Regions from separate parts of the Homo sapiens genome. Here all the other regions are linked to region 2. The links are chromatin contacts, found by Hi-C or POLR2A ChIA-PET in ENCODE. All regions are on one chromosome and are shown on one strand. Each heading gives the region's core, a stretch centred on a gene start or an enhancer-like site at or near the end of the contact. The rest is flanking DNA. Distances are from core to core; before and after follow the strand shown.

Region 1 (3,493 bases), core at 318-2,817, 1.2 Mb after region 2:
AATATCAGTGGAAATGGGTTAAGAGGCAGTCGGGTGCCAGGCCTGGCCATGAGTACAGACCAAGGTAGCTAGGAAAGGGCAGAGCTCTAGGAAATAGGTGGGGAGAGCCACAGGGGCCACGGGATAGGAAGGAGAAGCCGGCCGGGGTCAGACAGGGCGGGCGGCCGGGCCCGGAGCTTCCACATGGCCCCTAGGCCCGACTCCCCCGCCCCCACCCCTGCTGAACACGCAGCGCCGCGCAACCTAACTTCCCTTCCCTCCCTCTTTCTCCCTCCCGCTGCACCGCCGCCCTCAGGCCGCGCAACGATTGGGCGGCAGGCAGCTCGGCGCGCCAAGCCATTGGCCAGTCGCGAGGCCCGGGGCGGGACACACCCACCGGCTTCCCGATGGCGGGGTTAGGTTGGACCGGGTTGGGGGGGGAGGGGGAGGGGGGAGGGGGACGGGATGGGGCGGGGTAGGTTCCCGAGGCCTGGGCCTCCGGGAGGGCGGGAAGGCCCCGCACGCAGGGGATGGGGACGCGGCGGGATGGGCGCGGCGGGGTAGCACGCACCAGGTTCTCCACGGCCGCACGCTCCAGGAACTTCTGCGCCGCTTCCAGCTCCAGCCGATCTAGGGGGAGGAAAGTGGGAGACGGAGCGGGGTCAGAGGGGCCGGGCCTCCCCTCCCCCACCCCAATCACCTCAGCCCTACCCCCGGCTCCTGCGTCCTACCGGGAGACACGGTCTTCTCGAGAATGGTGATCAGCTCCATGGCGGAGGTGGCGGCGGCGGCGACTCCTCCTAAGACGACGGCCCGGCCTTTCGGGCGGCGGCTCGAACTGGGGATGGGGGTTGGGGGTCGGGTGGGAAGGGAGGGTGGGGTGGGGGGCGGGGGTCACCACAAACCCATTCACCGGCTCTGTCTGGGTAGTCGGTCCGGCTCCCCTTCCTCTCCTCTTCCCTTACTTCCTCCCTCCAAATGGGCTGCTGGCGGCGGGGGAGGGACCCTGGGGGCAGCTCAGAGCGCGCTGGTGCTCGGGAGGCGGAGGGAGAAAGAAGGAAGGGAGGCTGTGAGTGAGAGGCGGCGCGCAGGGAGGGAGCGAGGGAGGGAGGAAGGCGGAGGGATATTCGGACCGGACCTCTCCGCGGAGGCGCCGCGCTCCACGACGATTGGCCGTTGTCCTGGCCACGCGGAATCCCTAACTGGCCAGGCGCTCAGCGTCGAAGGGCCGTCTCGCGCCCATTCGCCTGCTGGTTTCAAGGCCCGGGTTGGCTGGGCGGGCAGCGGAATGGAGCGCGCGGATTGGCCGAGGGGAGGGAGATTGGGATGGGGTAGGAGAGAGCCCGCCGTTGATTGGGTGGGCTTGGTAAAGGCCTTGAGCTCAGACCGGCTGAGCGCTGGGAGGAGGGTGGACCGGAGGCACGACTCGGATCCTGCGCGATTGGCTGGGATAGTAGGCGTTGATAGGATAGGGTGCCCGGGAGAACTAAGGAGAGGAGTTCGGGGTCGGGGCGCGGGAAGGCGGGAGGTGCCCGGCAACCCTAGGAGCCCGGCGCGGGGCACGATGGGACGCCCCCGGGAAGAGGCGGAGCTGGGTTCGAGCGCTGGGGCTGCGGTTGGGTAAGCGCCGTCGCTCCGAGGGGCGTGTTGCGCGAGGTTTTCGCGGGCCTGAGCGGGGGAGGGGGGACTGTTGAAGTCCTGCGCCGCGCCCACAGGAAGCTGCTTTAATGGCTAGGTCGGCTTGGTACCCTGCTTTCGGCTGGGAGGGATCCGTAAGGCCATGTGGCTCCACTGCCAATGTGTAGATGTGGAAACTGAAGCCCAGAGAGGGTATGGAACTTGTCCAAGGTCACACAGCTGGTTAATGGCTTGGTAAGGAATGGGTTCAGGAGCCCAGAGAGGGTCTGGAACTTGTCCAAGGTCACACAGCTGGTTAGTGGCTTGATAAGCTCAAGCTCTCCTGACGGCCCTTGTCCCTACAAGCAGCTTCCTCTCCAAGGAGTCCCCTAAGCCTGCTTATATGGGGCTTGAGACCTGTGCTGTGATAAATCTGACTTGCTTAGGGGTGAGCTAAGGGATTCCTCCTCTTAGACCCCCCATCCATAGCTACCAGGTACTTGACAGGATGGAAATGTTTCACCCTCCAAAAGTACCCTGTAAAGGCCCAACCTCGAACCAGAAAGAATGTGTGTACAGGAATAAAGGATTGTGGTTCTTAACCTGTTTCAGTTCTCAACCCCGGAAGAAACTCATGAATGCCTTTTCTTAGCAAAATGCATATAAAGAAAACGTGGGCCGGGCGCTGTGGCTCGCGCCTGTAATCCCAGCACTTTGGGAGGCCGAGGGGGGCGGATGACGAGTCAAGAGATCGAGACCATCCTGGCCAACATGGTGAAACCCCGTCTCTACTAAAATATAAAAAATTAGCCCGGTGTGGTGGCGCGTACCTGAAGTCCAAGCTATTCCTGAGGCTGAGGCAGGAGAATCGCTTGAACCCTGGACGCAGAGGTTGCAGTGAGCCGATATCGCGCCACTGCAGTCCAGCCTGGCGACAGAGCGAGACTCCATCTCAAAGAAAAGAAAAAAAATGTGCATACAGTATGTGGCTCAGGCCTGCAATCCCAGGACTTTGGGAGGATCGCTTGAGCCCAGGGGTTCAAGACTAACCTGGACAACTTAGCGAGATCCTGTCTCTTTTAAAAAAAATGAAGATTTTTAAAATGATAAAGGAAAAGTGTAATAATAGGGCCGGGCGCGGTGGCTCATGCCTGTAATCCCAGCACTTTGGGAGGCCGAGGCGGGCGGATCACTTGAGGTCAGGAGTTCAAGACCAGTCTGGCCAACATGGTGAAACCCTGTCTCTACTAAAAATACAAAAAAAAAAAAAAAACCTAGCCGAGCGTGGTGGCGCACGCCTATAATCTCAGCTCCTCAGGAGGCTGAGACAGAATCTCTTGAACCCGGGAGGCAGAGGTTGCAGTGAGCCAAGACTTCACCACTGCACTTCAGCCTGGGCGACAGTTAAGACTCTCAAAAAAAGAAAAAATAAATGGTAACAAAGAATTTCTTGAATTGTTTCATTTTCACAGTAATGATGTAGGGGTAATTGGATGTAGCTGGTTCATAGAGCTTTTTACCATATGACTTGAGCTTGTGAGGTAATTGCCCTGCAGTAGCCACACTGGGAAAACCTAGGAGGAAGTCTGACTTTGTTGAAAGGTTTCACAAAGAATTAGGAAAGATTGGCCAACTCTTTGTTAAAAGAGGAAGAAATGGTCTTTCTCTGCTAGAGATATCTTTGCAGTTTTGAAGCTAGAAATGTAGGGACACCATTCCTCACACCATACTGTGACTAGTGGATTTCCCATGGCTTAGCAGCTAACCCCAGCCTTTTGCTTCATCTATTAACTGTGGAAGAACTGCCCTGTGTGTGTAACTTTGTTATAAATCAGTGAAGATTGGGCCAGGGCGTGGTGGGTCACGCCTTTAATCCCAGCACTTTGGGAGGCTGAGG
Region 2 (3,509 bases), core at 973-3,472:
CTAAACGATTAGCAATTAGCAAAAATGGATGAATTGATTTGAATCCCGTTTCTCCCTGGCTATGGCAGAAATGCTTACACATAACCAGCCTTAAAGAATACCAGCAGTGGATACTATGGGTGTGTGTAGATGGCCCTGAAACAGGTAGCAAAAGCAAAGACACAATCACTGGTCTTCAAATTATCGAGCCATTTGCTCTAGCCCAAAATTTCCAAGTTAATTCTAGACCCTTACCTAAAATATGAAAATGTTTCAGAGTGTCTTACAAAAATTTTACACCCCAGGAGGCCTTTATTACTACTCATTAACAATTGTTTGAATTTGCTGTCCAGCTTTTTCTAAACAGGCCCTCATCTCACATCCACACCACCATAGTGCTGGCGCCAGTTCTAGGGGAAGATGGAAAAAATAGTTCTGGGACATCAGGTGCGGGCAACTGGAAACTCTGAAAGGCTCAAAGCTGTGTACTAATCTCCATTTTACTGAGACCATCCACTTTTCCCTTGACAGGGGTGATTCTAACATGCCATGTCCCTGTGACATGGGCAGTGACAGTGTTTGAAGTGTGGTGGAAAGGGGACTAGGCTAACAGCCAAGGGAGCTGGGTTCCTATCTTAGTTCTGCCACTCTGAGAGCTTGGCCAAGTCACAGTACCCTTTTCTGGCCTGTTTCCTCATCAGCAAAATGCATGGCTAAGGCTAGAAAATCTTCAAGGACCTTGCCTGATATAATGATGATCCTAAGTGAAGGAAAAAAGAAGTGAAAGAGTTCATTTAACTCTCTTTTCATCTAAAAATAATTAAGGATACATGACATTCTATCAATACATACTGCCAAATTAAATTTTTGTTTGTTTGTTTTTTGAGACGGAGTCTCACTCTGTTGCCCAGGCTGGAGTGCAGTGGCGCCATCTCGGCTCACCGCACCCTCCGCTGTCTGGGTCCAAGCGATTCTCCTGCCTCAGCCTCCCAAGTAGCTGGGATTACAGGCGCCCGCCACCACGCTCCACTAATTTTTGTATTTTTAGTAAAGACAGCGTTTTGCTATGTTTGCCAAGCTGGTCTTGAACTCCTGACCTCAGGTGATTCTGCCCGCCTGGGCCTCCCAAAGTGCTGAGATTACAGGCGTGAGCCACCGCGCCTAGTCAGCCAAATTAAATTTTTAAAGAGCCACAGATGTACTATCTGACTCGAAAGACAATATGACCTGTTAGTGCCAGGTAACTCAGGATTATCGACTACCTTTTTCAAGGCCCTTTCCATTCCACAGCTGTCATGTCTGCCAAAGGATAGAGTTTCCAGGTCCCTTGAAAATACCTGGGAAACTGAGCCATCTGGATATTCCTTAATCATGTATTCTCCACAAGCTACAAAGACCTACCACATAAAGTCCTTTACTTGCAATGGTGTTTCCAATAATAGAATAAGTTATATTATCCATATTTTACTCAGCTCCAACCATGGTCACTTGTTGGCTTGCATGTGAAGCAAGAATCCAAGTGATAGAAAAGAGTTAACACGTCCAGTGGGGTTGAAATAATATACGAGTGGGAACATTAGCTCCCAAACTAAGCTGGGTCAGTGGTGGAGGGGCAATGGATTAACTGTAGAGGCAGGTCACGACACCGTCTTTCCTCCTGCCTAGAACGTCTTCTCCGACAGCTGCAGCATGCAAAAGGCAAGGCGCTTCAGGGATCAAACCTACTCGTAAAGGGGGACACTGAGGCCCAAAAAGAAAGTAACTTGCTCAGGGTGACGCAACAAGGCTCCACCTCCGCCTCGAAGCCAACGGCGATGACATCCAGGCGAGGGATTACGGAACCACCACAGCCTGGGCCCGCGGGAGGGGACGGGACGCCACGACCCGTGGGGCGGCAGCCGCCGCCTCAAGACCCTCGCCGCCGCCAGGGGTGTCACTTCTTCCCGAGGAGCCTCCCACCCTGCCACACAGCACTGCAGCGCTGCCCTCCGCAAGACAAAACTGCCCCGCAACCCTCCCGGGCCGCGGGAGGGGCTCCAGGGCCTTCAGAACACCACTCCCACTATCACCCCAGAGGGTGAACTGCGGTGAGAACCGAAACTTGCCACACCTCTACCCCCGTGGCCCCTTCTCAGGACTGCAAGTCTGAATGTGGGCACCCCGAGGGCCTAACTGCCCCTTTCCACTTGAGGCACTCACCAGGGACAGCAACCAGCAGCGGCGCGACAGCAACAGGGCAGAGTGGGACGGGGGCGGGGCTAAGCACCCAAGGGAGAGCCCGTCCCGCCTGCCCCGCCCACACGTCACAACGGTCAGCAAGCCCCGCCCCCGCGCGGCGCTTGCTGGGACTTGTAGTGTTCAGGTGACCGGGCCCCAGGAGCGGTCTTCTGCCTTTGATGGCTCTCCTAAGTCCTGAGCAGCAATCTCACCGAAATAAACCTACTTCATCCCCTGGAAGAAGCTGTTTACTTTTCTTTTTTTTCTTTTATACCTTTATTTCTTTTTTCTTTTTCTGTCGTCCAGGCTAGAGTGCCATGGTGCGAACACGGCTTACTGCAGCCCCGACCTCCCGGGCTCAGGTGATCCTCCCACTTCAGCCTCCTGAGTAGCTGGGACAACCACGGTGCCCATACGGCGCCCGCCACCACGCCAGGCTAATTTTTGTATTTTTAGTAGAGATGGGGTTTTGCCATGTTGCCTAGGCTGGTCTTGAACTCCTGGGCTCAAGAGGTCCAGCTGCCTCGGCCTCCCAAAGTGTTGGGATTACAGACCTGAGTCATCGCGCCTGGGCTACATCTTTATGTCTTTCTTCCCTGAATGAGAAAGCTTTATACATTTGAAGGGCCATTAAGAGGTCATCTTCATTTTTCTCCTGGGTCCACTTAACACTACTTCACGAAGAGTCTTTATTTTTTTTGAGACAAGGTCTCACTCTGTTGCCCAGGCTGGTGTGCAGCGGGGCGATCTCGGCTCAGTGCAACCTCTGCCTCCTGAGTTCAAGCTATTCTCGTGCCTCAGCCTCCCCAGTAGCTGGGATTACAGGCACCCGCCACCATGCCCGGCTCATTTTTTTGTATTTTTAGTAGAGACGGGGTTTCACCATGTTGGCCAGGCTGGCCTTGAACTCCGTCTCAAAAAGAAAAAAGAGAATAAACTCATGGCCAGGCACAGTAGCTCACGCCTGTAATCCCAACATTTTGGGTGGCCGAGGTGGGAGATCTCTTGAGCCCAGAAATTTCAGATCATCCTGGACAAGATAGGGAGACCCTGTCTCCACAAAAAATAAAAAAATTAGCCGGGTGTGGCGGTGGGCCCCTGTAGTCCCAGCTACTCAGGAGGCTGAGGTGGTAGGATCACTTGAGCCTGGGAGGTGGAGGCTGCCATAAGCCATGATCACACCACTGCACTCCAGTCTGGGAGACAGAGCGAGACCCTGTCTCAAAAAAAAAAAAAAAAAAAAAAAAAAAGAATAAACTCAGTAAGAAAAGAATTCTGCTAAGTCAATTTAAAGAAAATCCCCCATCCTTAAT
Region 3 (3,622 bases), core at 818-3,317, 1.3 Mb before region 2:
TTCTATATTGGGGTTGGGGGGCCTGTGGGGAGGGGTTTTCAAGACCCAATCTTGAGTTTGGAAATCTAAGTCCCAAAGCTTGCTCCTGACAGAGGCCTTCTAAGAAGGGTTAGGAGACAGACTTCTTCACCCTGCACCATCCCAAAGTGCAAAACTGGGGAGGGGTAAGTTTCCTGGGCAACTGGGCAAAGATGCAGGTGGCATTTGGAAAGTGTGAGGTCTGGGTTCACTTCCGGCTCTAGCTCACAACCTAGATCTTCCCTCTTCCTTAGCACCAGCCTCAGGATCAGTCCTGCGGTTCCTGGCCCCTCCCGATCCCAATATCCAGGGTTCCCAGGCGGCTTCCCCACACCCCATCCCCCACGCTGTACTCTAAGCTCTTTTGCACATGGTAACGCGTTAATATCCCACAAAACCCACACACACCCCTGCAGTGGAGTGGTAGGAGGGCTCCCTTTGCCAGCCCTTCCAGGCCAGGGGGGAGAGAGTGGGAGATTAGGAAAAGGAGGAAGAGGATGGAGGGGAAGAGGGCGGGGGAGGAGGCAGAGGCCGCAGAAAGGCCTGAGATGCAGGAAGCAGCTGGGAGTGGGGGGAGGCTTTGTGCCTGAGTTGTTCTCTGGGTCCTAGGGCCCATTGTGTTCACCAGTTTCTGGGATGTGTGGAATGAACCAGCTCACCTGGACCTGTCCAGAGGGCGGACTCTCACACCCAGGGCCCAGGCAGCGCCAGCACCCTAGCTGTGTATGCGGGGGGTGCAGAGGGCATCAAACAGCTTTCTGGGTTGCCAGGACAGGGGATGTGTAAGTCACTGTCACCCTCCCCACCCCCCCACCCCAACCGGAACACAGTGGCCAGGATCCTTTAAATCAGAGACCCAAGTTAGAGCTCTCACTGGCGAAACTTTGGCCCCAGGCCTCTCGAATTCCTGCTCCCAAACCCTTCCTTCCGGTTTGAGAGGCAGGAGTGCCAGGGTAGGGGCCTGAAGACGGGTGCACAGCAGACAGGCGACAGGACATCCTTTCCAGACTTCGGCAGTTTTGGTGATCCCCTGCTACTTGGATGACGGGGTTCACCTCCTTTCTTCACCACCCCTCCCCCACCATCGAAAGGTCACCAGCGCTGGACCAAGGTTTCACACCTCCAAGGGGGCCAAAGATTGCCTGTAGTGAAGTGTTAAAATGCAGATTCCTGGGTTCAGCCTCGGAGATTCTCCTTCACAAGGTTCGAGAGAGATCCCAGAAATCTGCATTTTTACCAAGTGCCCAGCGATTCTGATGCTAAAGGCTTGAAGCACACCGAAGAGCTAGCTCCGAGGACACTGAAGAATGAACCTCTGCCCCTCCCTACAAACCCCCTCCCCTCACACTGAGACCATCGTGGATGTACTGCCTCCCCCCAATATTTCATGGAGGTGCGGTTCTGTGGGTTGTGACCGCAGTCAGAAGTTGTGATGGAAGCAGGTTGAAGAGTGCTGGCCAACGTCCGGGGGCAGCGGAAGGCTCTCCGCGAGGGCTGGGGAGGGGAGGGGATCCGTTCGGGTGGAGGGGAAGGGGAGGGCTCACAGGCTCCGGCCCCGGAAATCCGATCCCTTTAGGACCCAGAGGTGCCAGTCCCCCAGCGGCGGCTGCGAGAAGGGCAGCCGCTCGGTCTCCGGCAGCCGCCGCTCGGGCAAAGCCAGAGAAAGACCGAGGCTCGGGGCACGGGGGGGAGGGAGGGAGGGAGGGAGGCGCGGCGGCGGAGCGGCCCGGGCCGGCGGAGCAGCCATGGGCGTTGGGGTGCCGGGCCCCCCGAGAGCCGAGGCCTCCGGCCGGACTGGGGGACGCCCGGGCTGCCAGCCCCGCTGACACCGTCTCGGACGATGTGAGCCGGCGACACCGCGGCTGCTTCGCGGGCAGGGCGCGCGCTCCCACCGGCCCCAGACGCCGCTTTGCTAATTTGGGTGGGGGCGACCGTACCAGGCCGCTCGGGCTTTTGAAGCGGGGCTGGCTGTCTTCGGCAGCTTGATTGGGGGAGGCGACCCACACACAGGGCGCTTGGAGATTTTTTTTTTTTCATTTTTTTTTTTAAAGCGGGATTAACTGTTTTTGGCAGCTTGGTTTTGGGGGGACCCTAAAAAAGGCCTTCGGGGTTTCTTTTATCGGGGGGAGGGGGCGGTGGTCCCGACTTGGCCAGCCGCCTGTTGAAGCGGGGGAGCGGGGAGCAGGGGCATGCGAACCCGGCTCCCCCCACCATGATGAAGACGGAGCCACGGGGGCCCGGGGGTCCCCTCCGGAGCGCCTCCCCGCACCGCAGCGCCTACGAGGCGGGCATCCAGGCGCTGAAGCCGCCCGACGCGCCCGGGCCCGACGAGGCACCCAAGGGGGCCCACCACAAGAAATATGGCTCCAACGTCCACCGCATCAAAAGTATGTTCCTGCAGATGGGCACGACGGCGGGGCCCTCGGGCGAGGCGGGCGGCGGCGCGGGCCTGGCCGAGGCCCCACGGGCGTCCGAGCGCGGCGTGCGCCTGTCGCTGCCGCGGGCCAGCAGCCTGAACGAGAACGTGGACCACAGCGCCCTGCTGAAGCTGGGCACCAGCGTGTCGGAGCGCGTGAGCCGCTTCGACTCCAAGCCCGCGCCCTCCGCGCAGCCTGCGCCGCCGCCGCACCCGCCGTCCCGGCTGCAGGAGACGCGGAAGCTGTTCGAACGGAGCGCCCCAGCGGCCGCAGGCGGCGACAAGGAGGCCGCGGCGCGGCGGCTGCTGAGGCAGGAGCGCGCCGGCCTGCAGGACCGGAAGCTGGACGTCGTGGTGCGCTTCAACGGCAGCACCGAGGCGCTGGACAAGCTGGACGCTGACGCCGTGTCCCCCACGGTCAGCCAGCTCAGCGCCGTCTTCGAGAAGGCCGACTCGAGGACCGGCCTCCACCGCGGGCCCGGGCTCCCCAGGGCCGCAGGGGTTCCCCAGGTCAACTCGAAGCTGGTCAGCAAGCGGTCCCGGGTGTTCCAGCCCCCGCCGCCGCCGCCGCCCGCCCCGTCGGGGGATGCCCCGGCCGAGAAAGAGCGATGCCCCGCAGGGCAGCAGCCCCCGCAGCACCGAGTGGCCCCTGCCCGGCCGCCCCCCAAGCCCCGGGAGGTGCGCAAGATTAAGCCGGTGGAGGTGGAGGAGAGCGGGGAGTCGGAGGCCGAGTCGGCGCCCGGGGAGGTGATCCAGGCCGAGGTTACGGTCCACGCGGCCCTGGAGAATGGCAGCACCGTGGCAACTGCAGCCAGCCCCGCGCCCGAGGAGCCAAAGGCCCAAGCGGCCCCGGAGAAGGAGGCGGCGGCGGTAGCGCCGCCAGAGAGGGGGGTGGGCAATGGCCGGGCCCCGGACGTGGCCCCTGAGGAGGTAGATGAATCCAAGAAGGAGGACTTCTCGGAGGCGGACTTGGTGGACGTGAGCGCCTACAGTGGGCTCGGGGAGGACTCTGCGGGCAGTGCCCTGGAGGAGGACGACGAAGACGACGAGGAGGATGGGGAGCCCCCCTACGAGCCCGAGTCGGGGTGCGTGGAGATCCCGGGGCTGTCGGAGGAGGAGGACCCAGCCCCGAGCCGGAAGATCCATTTCAGCACGGCGCCCATCCAAGTAAGTGAGCCCCCCCGCCCT

What was found. Hi-C counts contacts between places; a loop is a spot of excess contacts on that map. ChIA-PET counts read pairs that join two places held with the same protein, here RNA polymerase II (POLR2A). Pooled maps may share reads with other maps.
Region 1: a loop to region 2 is called in a map with no recorded cell type, with 8 times the contacts of the local background. The contact joins the promoter of KPNB1-DT here to the promoter of CALCOCO2 in region 2. A Hi-C loop is called at or near these places in 1 of 37 single-sample maps with no recorded cell type and 9 of 50 pooled maps. POLR2A ChIA-PET finds 5 or more read pairs at or near these places in 2 of 52 experiments (A673 and OCI-LY7).
Region 3: a pooled map shows a loop between it and region 2 (4-fold over the local background). The contact joins the promoter of PPP1R9B here to the promoter of CALCOCO2 in region 2. A Hi-C loop is called at or near these places in 6 of 50 pooled maps. POLR2A ChIA-PET finds 5 or more read pairs at or near these places in 2 of 52 experiments (CD4-positive, alpha-beta T cell and RWPE1).

The regions. Positions count from the first base shown.
Region 1 is chr17:47,647,502-47,650,994 of GRCh38, reverse strand. It overlaps KPNB1-DT (KPNB1 divergent transcript), which reads left to right and starts at 1,567. Exons shown (of 4, transcript NR_171700.1): 1 at 1,567-1,599. KPNB1 (karyopherin subunit beta 1) reads right to left here and starts at 1,076. Exons shown (of 22, transcript NM_002265.6): 1 at 711-1,076; 2 at 551-609. The coding sequence starts at 750. RefSeq lists silencers at 406-545, 656-725, 1,156-1,335, 1,346-1,395, 1,406-1,675 and 1 more and an enhancer at 2,076-2,921.
Region 2 is chr17:48,829,748-48,833,256 of GRCh38, reverse strand. It overlaps CALCOCO2 (calcium binding and coiled-coil domain 2), which reads right to left and starts at 2,222. Exons shown (of 13, transcript NM_005831.5): 1 at 2,179-2,222. RefSeq lists a silencer at 1,807-1,966 and an enhancer at 1,337-2,218.
Region 3 is chr17:50,149,122-50,152,743 of GRCh38, reverse strand. It overlaps PPP1R9B (protein phosphatase 1 regulatory subunit 9B), which reads left to right and starts at 2,067. Exons shown (of 10, transcript NM_032595.5): 1 at 2,067-3,601. The coding sequence starts at 2,231. The region is part of intron 1 of LOC124904025 (a long non-coding RNA gene); the gene reads right to left. RefSeq lists an enhancer at 1,402-1,696 and silencers at 1,707-1,796, 1,867-1,956, 2,606-2,715, 3,566-3,622.